Linked DNA regions of Homo sapiens: all the other regions are linked to region 2. The links are chromatin contacts, found by Hi-C or POLR2A ChIA-PET in ENCODE. All regions are on one chromosome and are shown on one strand. Each heading gives the region's core, a stretch centred on a gene start or an enhancer-like site at or near the end of the contact. The rest is flanking DNA. Distances are from core to core; before and after follow the strand shown. Region 1 overlaps NFYC (nuclear transcription factor Y subunit gamma). Region 2 overlaps KCNQ4 (potassium voltage-gated channel subfamily Q member 4). Region 3 has its middle 17 kb from the start of CITED4.

Region 1 (4,759 bases), core at 795-3,294, 38 kb before region 2:
TTTAGAAAGTTAGAGTTCTTGCTTTCTTAAATTCTATTAATTAGGGGTAGACTTAGTTAAGAGTCTGTGTCTTAACAGTGCCCAGTGAGTTAGCAGTGTTTGCTCTCCTTTGGGAAGCCATACTGTGGTCCAGAGCAGCCATCTGGCCAGTGTGGGCAGGAATTGCTCTGCAGCTTGAATGGGGTGAGAGCCAGCGTGCACTAGGGCCCGCCTTGGAGATGCACCCCTGTGCTTTATTTTTCTCTCAGTGTCTTACATGCCTAAGAAAGAGCACATGACCCTGAACTAAATAAATTCATACTGACCCTTTCCATTTAATGTTCCCCTCCAAATTCACCTGCCCCAGACTTGACTTTGGCTATTTCTGAAGTAAACGGTCATGGTTGCTTTTGATTTTTTCTGTAGTGTATGTGCCTTATCACTAAAGGGGCTGTGAAAAGTTGCAGCATTTGGGGCACAGAGATTTATGTTTGGGACCCATGCAAATATTTGTACTGTGAGCCTAAAAATATTTTTGGTTTTTCTTTCGTTTTGGAGAGTAACTTCAGCAATGCTGTAAACCCAGAGGACTCTGTAGGTTATTACTAGTACTGAGATGACCTTAGGCATTCATGGAGAGGGTTTGCTCCCAGCACATTGCTCGTTATTAACCTCTCGGTAATCCTGTGGGCTCTGAGCCTGAACTCACGCAGCATTCTCATAACTCTTCCTTTCAGACCACACCTGTGACAATGCAGGTTGGAGAAGGTCAGCAGGTGCAGATTGTCCAGGCTCAGCCACAGGGTCAAGCCCAACAGGCCCAGAGTGGCACTGGACAGACCATGCAGGTGATGCAGCAGATCATCACTAACACAGGAGAGATCCAGCAGATCCCGGTGAGTCCTGCCCTGAGGTCTGTCTTTACAACTTTATAGAAGGAAATACTTAAAGATATATATACCTTGATATATATATGTATATCTCTATATATACCTTGATATGTATATCTATAGCTATATATATACCTTGATATATATATCTATAGCTATATATATACCTTGATATATATATGTATGTCTCTATATATACCTTGATATGTATATCTATAGCTATATATATACCTTGATATATATATCTGTAGCTATATATATACCTTGATATATATATAGAGATATATATCACACGCATGCATAATCCTTTTTTTCTTTTTAGGAGACAGGTCTTGCTGTGTCACTCAGACTGATGAAGTGCAGTGGCTTGATCTCAGCTCACTGCAGCTTCCGCCTCCCAGGTTCAAGCGATTCTCCTGCCTCAGCCTCCCGAGTAGCTGGGATTATAGGCACGTGCCACTATGCCCGGCTGATTTTTGTATTTTTAGTAGAGATGGGGTTTCACAGTGTTGGCCAGGCTGGTCTCTAACTCCTAACCTCAGGTGATCCGCCCGCCTCGGCCTCCCAAAGTGCTGGGATTACAGGCATGAGCCATCACGCCCAGCCCTCAGTACTTATTTATATATATGCGTGTGTGTGTTTGTTTTGTTTTTAACCTATATGCCCAGTGTTCCTGACCACAACTTGCTTCACTGTGTTTGTTCCCTGCTTTCCTTTAATCTAGGTTCAGGTTCACCACGATTGGGCGGCTTCTCTCGATTTCCCCTCATTCTACCTATGCAGGGAAATCATTGTAACCACTACCCATGCCAAGGCCCAAAGGCCCTGTGAGGCAGTCCTGTATTTGATTAGCAGAGGATAAGAGGGAGGCGTATAGGGAAGGCCATAAATACACTTGTTGCATATTCATGAGTCAGTTCCCAGTGGAGCCTGCAGCAAAGTGTATTTTTGGCTTTCATATAACTTATCTATTCCTTTACTGTGGACTGCTGCTTCCTGTGTGCCTTGAGGGATTTCATTTCTTAGATTTGTTGGCTTTTTTATTTGTACTCCTTTTGTAAAATGTGTCCTTGTCTTAACACTTGCAGTCTTTACATTGGTCATTTTGACCCCCCAAAACTGGAAAGTGAGTGAAACAGAGCAGTCCTTCTATTCCCTGCCCTTTGCCATTTTTGTCATAAATGAAACGTAGGCAGGTATAGAAACTCACGTAGACTTGGTTAACCACTTCCTCTGTGAAAATAACTCTAAAAGTATCCTGAGATCAGTTTAGGAATTGTTCTTCATCTGAAGTTAACATAGTAATAGGCCAAGAGAAAGCTTAGGAAAGTGGAGTGTGTATGTCTCTTTCTCTACCTCTCTCACGTGTGCTTACGATACCCAGGATTGCAGATGACTGAGCTCTGCCTTGCTTCATTGTTTCAGTCCTCAACCCCAAGATTTCTGTTGAATGGTTCTCATTTTTGCAAGCGAAGGCACCACCACAGGTTCATTTAAGACAGAGAAGAGTTCCACCTTGCAGATACTTTAACTCTCTGGGGCACAGAGCTTTAGCCCAGAAGATTTGTTGCAGAATTCACTACTTCATCTTCACTGGCTCAGGCACCTTCTGTAGGAGTCTTCATTTCCAGACTCTTTAGGCAGCTCATTGGAATGTTCCTAATAGTGATGAGCTTCAGGAAGGAAACTTTATTTCCCTTTCAAAAACCCAGAGCTTATTTTCTCTGTAATTAATGTAAAAAAGCTATGAGGGTCCCCAGACCTGTCCTGCTGTAGAGGAATGAGGGACGGATCATCACCAAATGTCTTAACCTAGGCCAAAAAGGAAAGCTTCTTGCTTTGTTGAAGAGCTGCTTGGAACCATTTGGCTCACAGCTTTTCAGTCACATTTGGGTTTCTGCAAAGAGCTCTTCCCAGCTAGAAAATTTTAACATCCCTGTAGCTGTCAGTATACCTTCTCCCACTCCTGGGACAAGGCTTTAGTTTTTCATCTTGTGATCCCTGGCTGGAGTTCTGGGGACTCCTGGAACTAGCCACCATCAGTCTCTGTAGATGAGGTTTTCCAAACTTCTGCCCAGCTGCCTTCCTCCCCACAAGCAACTTAACATTGTTGCCAGGAAGCTGCATTATAGGATTTAGGTGGGGAATTCAGGCTTGGCACCACAGCCTCCCAGCAGCTTCTCTTGGCATATTCTCAGGAAAGAAATGACTGCAGGTCCTAATACTCTTGCCCTGTCTCCTTTGAACCAGATTTTTAATGGGTTTAGATTGGGTGTCCCTCCATCTTGCCTCAAGTGGGCAATTCTGGAATGGTCTACCGTGAACTTGAGAGGTCGTTTTTTCTCGGTAGTTCAAATTCTGTGAGGCTGGAAGTCTCAGAGAAGCATTTTGATTGAACACTGCGTGCAGGAATGCAGCTTCATCCCATTAGCATTTTCCTCATGGAAGAGTCCTGCAGTGAAGTTAGCTCTTGAAGGCCAGAGGGAAATTTGCTCCAGAGCAGAGGCAATACTTGCCTGTTAGCCACAAGAAGCTTCCCCTTGCAACAAAGGCAGGCTGGGCAGCCAGGGCAGGTGGTTTCTGGACCCCGCAGATAGAGACCTAGTCTATCCATGCTCCCAGAACCCCTTTCATTTCCTCTAAATTGAGGGTGTGAATGTCTGCAGTCCTCCTCTGCTGACCATCATCTTTGCTGAGCTACAGTTCTCTGATGTGGTAACCGCCTTGGTCCTCTTTTCATCCCCAGCTCAAAACACTAATACTTTCATGGTACACTGGAGCATTAAGAGCCTGAGTTAAGGCTTTTAGCACACAATTAAATGCAGCATGTGGTATTATTGTATTATCTGAGATTTAATCGTAAGCATGAGAGACTCTAAGGGCGCTTTCGTAGCTTTGGTTTCCCATGATGGGGTTTTCTATGAAAGGTTTATTGATTCTGCTTCCCCTTGGGAGGTGTTTGGCCAGAAGCTAGTGCTGAACACCAAAGATCCTAAAAGCCCCACAGACCCCCATCCAGCCTGGCTCTTGGGGACAGAGATGGTTAAGCAGTCCAGCTTTTGCCTCCAAAATGTGCAGCATGGGGCAGGGCAGTGTGAGGGCTATGATGCGGAATGATGGCTGTTTGCTTTGGGATCCTGGCAGATGCTGGATCTCTTTACAGATGGGAGCGAAAGAGGCCCACACTTAATGTACAGGCATTCTGATGATGTCAGTCAGATAAATTCCTAAGATAAGCTGTGATCATGTAGCTAAGAGCTGGCAAATAATGAGCATGCAGCCATGCTGTTCTCACCTTTGTGACAGGATCTTCTGGGAGTTTTTTCTGAAGTCCATTCAGGGAATATATTCTCTTCTGTGCTGTGTGACTTGTGGGATGTGGATGTTCTGATTTTGCTTGTTTTGACCTCTGTTTAAAAGGGACTTTTTTCAGGGCAGGCTTCTTTGGAGGGCTTGAGGGGTAGGGGGCAATCAACATCTCTGGTCATGGAAAGTTTGCCTGTTTGAGATTATACTCAATGTCTTATGGTCTCTTTGTCTCTGCCCCTGCCCTAGGTGCAGCTGAATGCCGGCCAGCTGCAGTATATCCGCTTAGCCCAGCCTGTATCAGGCACTCAAGTTGTGCAGGGACAGATCCAGACACTTGCCACCAATGCTCAACAGGTATGTGCCCCAGAGACACAAGGCCTGTGTTGGAGACCAGGAGCAGATGGCTTCTGACAGGAAAGGAGCGCTCAGCACACAGCTGTCTTGCCACCTCATCCTTCAACCAGAAGCACCACCCCCACACCCTCCATATCCTTCTGCACCCAAGAGGCATGGGTGGTAATTGGAACATTAGATTCAAAGTGTTTTCTCTTACCATCTTGTTCTCAAGGGGCAAAGAAATG
Region 2 (4,231 bases), core at 1,100-3,599:
GGAATTCCCTGGCCAAATACTTATGCCTACTTCCAGGGTCTGCACAGGCCCTTCTCCCAGGGGCTGTCAGAGCAGCCCTAGGCTCAAGGACGGCTGTTTGTAGTGGGTATAGCAAAAGCCCGGAAGAGCAGGCTGAGGCACCCCCAGGAGTGTACCCAAGGCCCCTCCCAGGGAGGGATGGGCCCAGTGTGGGAAGAGAATCTGAGGATCGGAGGGTAGCAAGGGGCTGGCTGTCCCTTCCCTGCTGGATTCCAGCATGGGATTCCAAGGCATCCAAGAACTAAAATTCAAACCTGGTCTTCTAGGTCATTATGAAGGTATATGTGTCAGGAAGGATAGAGCAAATTTTATTTAAAAGTTTGTTAACCTGATTGAAACTTTTAAATATTTAGACTTATGGTATGTGGGTCTCCATTTATACTCTCTCCCCAGTCCTGCCAGAGTTAGGGGTGAGCTTGCATCAATCCTCCTTCCACCCACCCACCTACCTCTGCAGCAACCCCAAGACAGCCTTACCCAGAACTCTCAGGCTTCACAGGACAGTGTGGAAGTCCCACTCGCTGAAACTCAAGGCCCTGGTGACTGCATCTTTCTGTTCACTCCCCAGATACTGTCTGAGCATCAGCTGGGGCCAGCCTGGGGGTTGTGGAGGAGCCAGACTGGCCTTGCCCTAGAGGGATGGATCTCAGTGAGGAGTAAGCGGGTAGGAACACTCTCCCTCTTGTAGAATAGTGTGAGAAGGGGTGCCTGAGGGGGCCCACAGGGGCCCTGGAATCCTAACGAGGGGCTAAAGAAGCTCCTCTATTCAAAGCCGATCATGGATGGATGAGGTGGAAGAGAGACAGCCCAAGAAGGGGAGACAGTACAAAAGCCACCAAGGTGGAAATGTACAGGGAGTGGAGAAGTCGAGTGTCGCTGGTGCTTAGGATGTGTGTACAGCCTCAAACGCTGGTCTAAGGAGCTTGGGTTTTCTATTTTAACAGTAAGAAGCTGTTGTAGGATTGTAAATGGGGTAGGGGCTGAGGAAGAGGCATTCAGACTGCAAGGTAAGTGGACTGGAGGTGGGGATAGGGGGCTGGAATTGTGGTGGTCAGTGAGAGGCTGGCTGGGGGGAAGGGGAATGGGGGTGAGTCCTGGGCTGACCAGGAATGGGACTTGAGGGGCTAGGAAGAAAGAGGGGATCTTAACTCTGCTTTCTGGGACCACATCTCCTATCTCCTCCTCCTTTGTTCTGTCTCAGTTTTTGTCTTCTTCTCCTGCTATTCCACTGCCCTAGGTCTCCAGGCTGGGGAGAGGGGCACTCACCCTAAACCCCCTCTCCAAAGCAGGCCACTTCACACAAGTGGCCAGGCAAGAGGCCGCAGTTGTATAAGAGGCTTTTCTCAGCTGGCTGGACTACTCATTCGTTCATTTATTCATTCATTCACTCAACATTTATTGAGAACCTACAATGCACCAGGCCCTGCACTAGGTTTTGGAGAGAAAGTAGGAACAAGATCAAGTACCTGCATTCATGGAGCTTACATTGAGGGGGGCGGGAGAACCAGGAACTGTATCTATCCCCGGTGTCTACCATCTGGCACCTGTGCCTGGGCTGGATGCCTGGGAACAGGGACTCTTCCCATTACCTACTCATTTGTTCCAGCTGCCCTGTGTCAGCACTCACCTCTCTGGACAATGACAGAGGAGAAGGGGTCCCATGCCCAGGATGCCAGCCCCAGGGAGCACCTGTCTCTGTAAGAACAGCCTGGCCCTCGGGGCCAGGACCTGGGCTCAGGCCTAGTTCTTCCTACTCACTCCTGACTTTGAGCCCTTTGCAAGGACCCGACTTTGATTTCTTTATCTGTCAGGTGGGATTTGGGGAGGTCCTGAGGAGGCGAGGGGACCAGAATACTGGACCTCAGCTCCAGTATTCTCCCTTGGTGGGCAACTCCTTTGGCTATGATGGGAGGGGGAAGGGGGCTTGGGACTCAATATTATCATCATTACCCATACAAGATAGTAATAGTTGCTACCTATTGTGTAATTTATTCCGCACTATCTGTATGGTCGGTGTGTCTTCTCTCCCCATTTTCCGGATGAGGAAACTGAGTCTCCGTAAGGTGAAATGACTTACTTGAGGTCACACGTGAAACTACCTACTCCAAGAGCCCTTTAGGATGGTGCTGTGAGGTGGAAGGGCGAGGCCGAGGCGGCGGTGGCGTCGCGTCCCCCCTCTCCGCCCCTGGCCTCGGGGACGCGGCGGCACCTTCACACTTTCCGCTTGGCCCGCTGCTCGCCTTTCAGGCCGCCGCGTTTTCAATTGTTAATTTGGAAACGGAAAAAGTAGCCGGCCGGGCGGGGGAGGCCGCGGGGAGGTAATCGGAGCCGCAGCACCGCCCCGGCCCCTCCCGCTCTCGGGGCCTGGCATTGGCAAAGCCCCGCCCCTCCCAGGGACGCAAGAGCCCCGCCCACCATTCCCCGCCCCCGGCATGCCCCGCCCATTTCCGTAAGCCCCGCCCTCGCCGAGGCGGGCTGGGGGCACCTGGGAGTGCCGAGCAGTGGCGCCCCTGCTGAGGAGAAGGAGCCCGGGCGGGGGAAGGGGGCCGAGGGCTGTGCTGGGGGAGGAGTCCCCCAGGAGCCCTCCCCGCAGGAACCCGTACCTCTCCCGAGAAGTCGCGCAGGGTGTCTGCTTCCCTTGTCCCTACGTGAACCCAAGCCTTTCTGCAACCCCTCTGTAGGTTCACCCAGGGGAGACCCCTGCCTCCAGACTGCCGGACCAGGGATCATTGGTCCCATTAGAAAGACGAAGAAACTGAGTCCTGAGAGGGACAGTTAACTTGCTAAAAGTCACACAGCCAAGGCAGAGCAGAGCTGAATTCAAGCCCATTCTTTTGACTGAGATACATTTAGGGACTGTCTGCCTCATTTAGAAGAGGAGGGGGCATCAGGACCAGAGATACAATTTGTCCCCTTCCCCCTATCTCCAGCACGGTTTCTGTGGTTAGTAAGTTACTGGAAGTTCTGCTTATCATTATTCAATTATGGGAGGGTTTTGGAGGTAGAAGGAGGTCCCTCTAAACTTTCCATGTAAATGAAATGTAAAAGACCCTCTTCTGGGGACTCCCAGAACACAGAAGTCCCTGAGGACTGGCAGCTTCAGGAGCCGTCCACGGCCTTGCTTCCCATTAGGGAAGCTGGAATTGCCAGTCCCAGATGGATCAGCAAAAAATAGGGCCCTCAGAGACTCCCACCCAATCCCTTCCTCCCACTGAGGAATAAGCTGAGACTCAGACACAGTTTCCCAAGTCTTCAGCTGACTGGTGGCGGAGTCAGGAGACAGAACCCACCGACCCAGCTTTCTAGCTGTGTCCACGCCCTTCTGCTTCTCCCTCTGCTGCCCCCCAATCCTGACACCTCTCTCACAGCCACCACTCAGGATCCTGCCTCCATCAGCTGGGCCTGCAGGCTGGGCAGCCTTTCTCTTTACAGGCGGAGGAAACTAAGAAGAGTATCTGCAGATGTCCTCCCAGCTTCCAGTTAAAGACCCTCCCAACCACCCTTCCACCTTAGCTGTGGGTCAGGCCCAGAGAAGCTGCGCTCCTGGCCTCGAGTCACACAGCAAGCCTTTTCCAGCTTGCAAAGCCCACTGGATTCAGTCTGGCTGGTCCTGGATTTGGGGTTCCCACTGGGAGCATGGCTCTCAGGGCAGCTGTAACCAGATGCCCCAGGTGTGGCCTGTGAGTTTGCATGCTGCTTTGCTTATTAGTAACAAAGGCATTGAAACCCCTCTTCCTCATTGTGTCCCCAAACCACCCACTGGGTGGGGTCCTCAATGGCTGAGTCTACAGAACTCCTGGGCTGGGCTCAGTCTTGGCACCTGAGCTCCCCAGGGAACTCTGCCCTCCACGGTGCTCCTCTTCGACCCTGTCAGCTCTTGGTGCTCTCTCTGCCCTGGAAGTACTGAGAACCCAGTGGCAAGGACTAACTCTTTCCCTTGTCTTGGACTCTTCCCTCCCTCTCCCTCCCCCAATATAGTGCACAGGTTCTGCTGACTCAGAGGACAGAAGGCTCCTTTGAGGTTACCCTGACCCCTGCCAGGTTCAAGTAGCTGGGAAACTGGGCAATGCTTGAACCCACTGCCACAAAGTCACATGCAGCAGGAAGGGCAGGGGCAGGTCCCATCTTGGCCCCAGGATGAGGGAATTTTTGAGGTGGGAGTGAGAGGCAGGTGCCTGAGTCCTTCTACAGA
Region 3 (4,223 bases), core at 759-3,258, 43 kb after region 2:
ACCTGTAAATAGTCTCCATTCTGGCCACCATGACCACATTGTACATAAACATATGGAGAATGCGCTGGAGAGACTAGGGAGAGAGGCTGGCTGACATCCATCCAATGTGCCATCTTGTCCATCGAATTATCAAGAGCTGCCTCTGCCATGGATGACTTTGGGTGAGATTTTACTTGGAATACAAATATCTTCATATTCTGTGTCATTTCTGAAAGTCCATCTACTAGTCTCTCCCAGTTTTTCTTATGGCCAGTCCTCCAGTTCTGTGCTTTCTGAACCCCTGACCATCCAGCCAAACCATTAGCCACTGCCCATAAATCAGTGTAGATCCATACTTCTTGTCATCTCTCAATCAGACAAAATGGACAACCAAATGTACTGAAGGACAGGTAGGATGGAGCCAGGCCTGGGAACTGGGGTGGTGGCAGTGGTGGTGATGTTCCAGGAAAAGGCACAGTATGTGATAGGGTCCAGAGGCACCAGTGAGTGTGGTAGATGAAAGGAACAGAAAGAAATCCCGTGGCTGGTCCCAGACAGCAACGGAGAGAGGGGTGCAAGATGGGACTTTAGAATTAGGGGTCAAAGTTTACAGGATTTCATTAATCATTCCAAAGAGATAGGACTTAGCCATGATAGCAGTGGGGAGACAATAAAAGATTTTTCTCAGGCAGCACACTGGGGTAGATTTGCATTTTAGAATTTTTTTTTTTTCCTGGGATGGAAGATGTATTTGAGGGAGTAAGTGTGGGTGTGGGGAGAGCAGGTAGGAGACTGCTGCAGTCACCCGAGCAGGAGGTGCTGGTAACCCGAACAAGTCCCATGACATTTCACTAATTGAGTTAAATGTCTATTGAGCACCCGCTATATGCCAGACCCTGCCTCAGCACAATATACAGGATGAACAGACACGGGAGAACAAGTTACAGCCCTGAGGTCATCCAGCCCCTGGGGGAGACAGATGCACAATTAACCAATGCACAGCTACTGTTTATCTTCTAAATTTGCCTGGCTCAGCAAGGAGAGTTTGCAGGTGGCTCTGGGAGTCCCCAAACTGTCATCAAATACGGCCTTGACAGCAGATACAATTTTAGCTTGGTGTGTCATTTATCTATTGCTTTGTAACAACTTATTTTAAAACTTAATGGTTTAGGACAGATGTGGTGGCTCATGCCTGTAATCCCAGCACTTTGGGAGGCCGAGGTGGGTGGATCACTTGAGGCCAGGAGTTCAAGACCAGCCTGGCCAACATGATGAGACCCCCATCTCCTAAAAATTACAAAAATTAGCCTGGTATGGTGGCGTGCGCCTGTAGTCCCAGTCACTCAGGAGGCTGAGGCAGAGAATTGCTTGTACCCGGGAGGTGGAGGTTGCAGTGAGCCAAGATCATGCCACTGCACTCCAGCCTGGGCAACAGAGCAAGATTCTGTCTCCAAAACAAACAAACAAACAAACAAAAAACCACCAACAAAAAACCTTAATGGCTTAAAATAACAACTATTTTATTTTATTTACTCTTGATTCTGTGGGTCAGCAATTTGGGGTGAACTCAGCTGAACAGCTCTGCTGGTCTCACCTGGGGTCACTAATGTGCTTGCAATCATCTGGCATCAACAGGGTCTAGATGGCCCAAGAGGGCCTTCCCCACGTGTCTGCAATCTGGTGTGAGTTGGTCTGCAGGCAAGACGGCTCATCTCTGTTCTATGGAGCTTCTCATCCTCCAGTAGATTAGACTGTACTTCTTCATATGGCAAGAGGGCAAAAGCAGAAGCCATCAGGCCTCTGGAGGCCCAGGCTCAGAAGCTGTACCAAGGGGCTCAGCTCACTTTGATGGGTGCTCTGAATACGTTGCGATGTTTACACTCTTGTAGATCTAAAAAAACCCATGCAGTTATTTCTCTATTTAGATAATTTATTTCATGTACTTTTGTTTTTTTGAGAGTGCAGAGTGCAGTGGCCACTGCACTGGGCCATATTTCACGTACTTTTGACAGCTCCAATTGTTAAAACAGTTTCGTTTTCCCTCTGAGAAGCTGAGAGGCACATCTTCCCCTACCACCCACCTCTGTGTATAGCAGGACCGTGATAGCTGCTACCACGGTGTGTTGGTCTGTGTGGGATGGCATAGCAAATATCATGGACTGGAAGGTCTAAACAACAGAAGTGCATGATCACACAGTCAAAGTTCTGGAGGCTGGAAATTCAAGACCAAGTTATCAGCAGGGTTGGTTTCATTCTGAGGCCTCTCTCCTATGATTGTAGAGGCTGCCTTCTTCTGGTATCTTTGCATGATTATCTCTTGTTCTCTATGTACACAGGTCTGAGGTCTCTCTCTGTGTCCTAATAATCTCCTCTTCCTCTTCCTCCTCCTCCTCCTCCTCTTCTTCTTTGTGTTCCTAGTTTTCTTTTTCTTTTCTTTTTTCAAGTTTTATTTTAGGTTTGGGGACACATGTGCTGGTTTGTTACTAAGGTATATTGCATGATGTGCATGATGCTGAGGTTTGGGATACGACAGAACCTATCACCCAGGTAGGGAGCACAGTACCCAACAGGTCATTTTTCAACCCTTGATCCCCTCCCTCCCTCTCCCTTCTTGTGGTCTGCAGTGTCAATTGTTGCCATCTTTATGTCCATGTGTAACTAATGTTTAGTTCCCATTTATAAGTGAGAACATGCAGTATTTGGCTTTCTGTTTCTGCATTAGTTTGCTTAGGATAATAACCTCCAGCTGCTCAAGTTGCTGCAAAGGACATGATTTCCTTCTTTTTATGGCTGCATAGTATTCCATGGTATATACGCACCACATTTTCTTTATCCAGTCCACCATTGATGGATACCTAGGTTGATTCCATGTCTTTGCTATTGTGAAGAGTGCTACAATGAACATACAGTTGCATGTGTTTTTTTGGTAGAATGATTTATTTTCCTTTGGGTATATATCTAGTCATGAGATTGCTGAGTGGAATGGTAGTTTTATATTTAGTTCTCTGAGAACTCTCCAAATTGCTTAACTAATTTACATTCTCACCAAGAATGTATAATCATTCCCTTTCCTCTGTAACCCCGCCAACATCTGTTATTTTTTGACTTTTTAATAATAGCCATTCTGACTAGTGTGAGATGATATCTCATTGTAGTTTACGTTTGCATTTCTCTGATGATTAGTGATGATTGATGCTGAACATTTTTTCATGTTTTTTGGCCACTTGTATATCTTCTTTTGAGAATTGTCTGTTCCTATCCTTTGCTCACTTTTTAATGGGGTTGGTTTTTGCTTGTTGATGTATTTATCGCCTCTTCTTATAAGGATACCAGTAATATTGGATTAGAGCTCACCCTAAAAAACCCATTTTAACTTGATTACCTCTTTAAAGGCCCTATCTCCAAATGCAGTCACATTTTGAGGAACTGAGGGTTAGAACTTCAGCATATGAATTTTGGAGGGATGCAATTCAGCCAATGACACCTGCAACAGGGATTTCACCCACCAACCTGACGCATTTTCTGCTGTAAATGCACAGGATCTGAGAATCACTCGGGTTTGCCCCATCCCAACTGGCAGAGCTGAACAGAGCTATAGACATCATGGAACCAAGTGATTTGAAAACCCTTTTTTGAAGGCCCAGGAACCTTTGCTACAGCATAACCTATTTGGAATCCTAATATACAAAATATAATCAGTGCAATAAAAAATGGGAACCTCCCAGAGGTGGCCTCAATTCTCCCCTTACATACACATTGAGCATGTGCCTAGCATTTTGCTGCAGGCAAAATAGATCTGTCTCTGTGATGTATCCTTTATGTAACTATTGTAGTCGATTGTATTCTTTGTCTGAAAGTCTTCCTTCCTTCCTTGCCATTGCCATGGTTACCCTTGCATGGTGTGTACTTGCCTATCTGTCTTACAGCAGGTTTCCTGGAAACCAATTCCGAGACAGAGAGTGGTGTGCAGAAGGTTTTTAGGGGAGTGTGCTCAGGAGATTCATCTATAAGGAAGGTAGGAGGTAGGATTAGACAGAAGGAGAGGTTGATCTACTATGCGATAGCAACTGAGGTAGCTGCTGATCCTCAGGAGCCCTAGAGCTCATCTATCCCCGAAGAGTTGTGCTAAACTGAAGGAAGAAGGCAGGCCTTTGTTTTCCTTCAAAGGAAACCATCAGCCAATCATTAGCCAATCATGGCCATGACTGTGGGTGAGGCAGTTCCCTGTGGCCAAGGGCAATTCC

What was found. Hi-C counts contacts between places; a loop is a spot of excess contacts on that map. ChIA-PET counts read pairs that join two places held with the same protein, here RNA polymerase II (POLR2A). Pooled maps may share reads with other maps.
Region 1: a loop to region 2 is called in a map of posterior vena cava, with 7 times the contacts of the local background. The contact joins two enhancer-like sites. A Hi-C loop is called at or near these places in 3 of 168 maps with a recorded cell type or tissue (CD4-positive, alpha-beta T cell, naive thymus-derived CD4-positive, alpha-beta T cell and posterior vena cava), 1 of 37 single-sample maps with no recorded cell type and 11 of 50 pooled maps. POLR2A ChIA-PET finds 5 or more read pairs at or near these places in 8 of 52 experiments (CD8-positive, alpha-beta T cell, H1, K562 and 5 more).
Region 3: a map of gastrocnemius medialis shows a loop between it and region 2 (11-fold over the local background). The contact joins two enhancer-like sites. A Hi-C loop is called at or near these places in 8 of 168 maps with a recorded cell type or tissue (HL-60/S4, HepG2, gastrocnemius medialis and 4 more), 8 of 37 single-sample maps with no recorded cell type and 10 of 50 pooled maps. POLR2A ChIA-PET finds 5 or more read pairs at or near these places in 5 of 52 experiments (HEK293, OCI-LY7, WTC11 and 2 more).

Annotation. Positions count from the first base shown.
Region 1 is chr1:40,762,172-40,766,930 of GRCh38, forward strand. NFYC (nuclear transcription factor Y subunit gamma) reads left to right here. Exons shown (of 10, transcript NM_014223.5): 7 at 717-875; 8 at 4,425-4,532. Among named protein-coding and RNA genes, the nearest start is that of MIR30C1, 7.3 kb to the left of the region's middle. RefSeq lists enhancers at 2,093-2,142, 2,243-2,342. Within about 2 kb of position 2,045, at least 3 of the 41 ENCODE cell types and tissues checked have a DNase peak (open chromatin) inside an H3K27ac peak, as active enhancers do.
Region 2 is chr1:40,800,067-40,804,297 of GRCh38, forward strand. The region is part of intron 1 of KCNQ4 (potassium voltage-gated channel subfamily Q member 4); the gene reads left to right. Among named protein-coding and RNA genes, the nearest start is that of KCNQ4, 18 kb to the left of the region's middle. RefSeq lists silencers at 2,116-2,715, 2,225-2,409. Within about 2 kb of position 2,350, at least 24 of the 41 ENCODE cell types and tissues checked have a DNase peak (open chromatin) inside an H3K27ac peak, as active enhancers do.
Region 3 is chr1:40,843,328-40,847,550 of GRCh38, forward strand. No RefSeq gene overlaps it. Among named protein-coding and RNA genes, the nearest start is that of CITED4, 17 kb to the right of the region's middle. Within about 2 kb of position 2,009, at least 2 of the 41 ENCODE cell types and tissues checked have a DNase peak (open chromatin) inside an H3K27ac peak, as active enhancers do.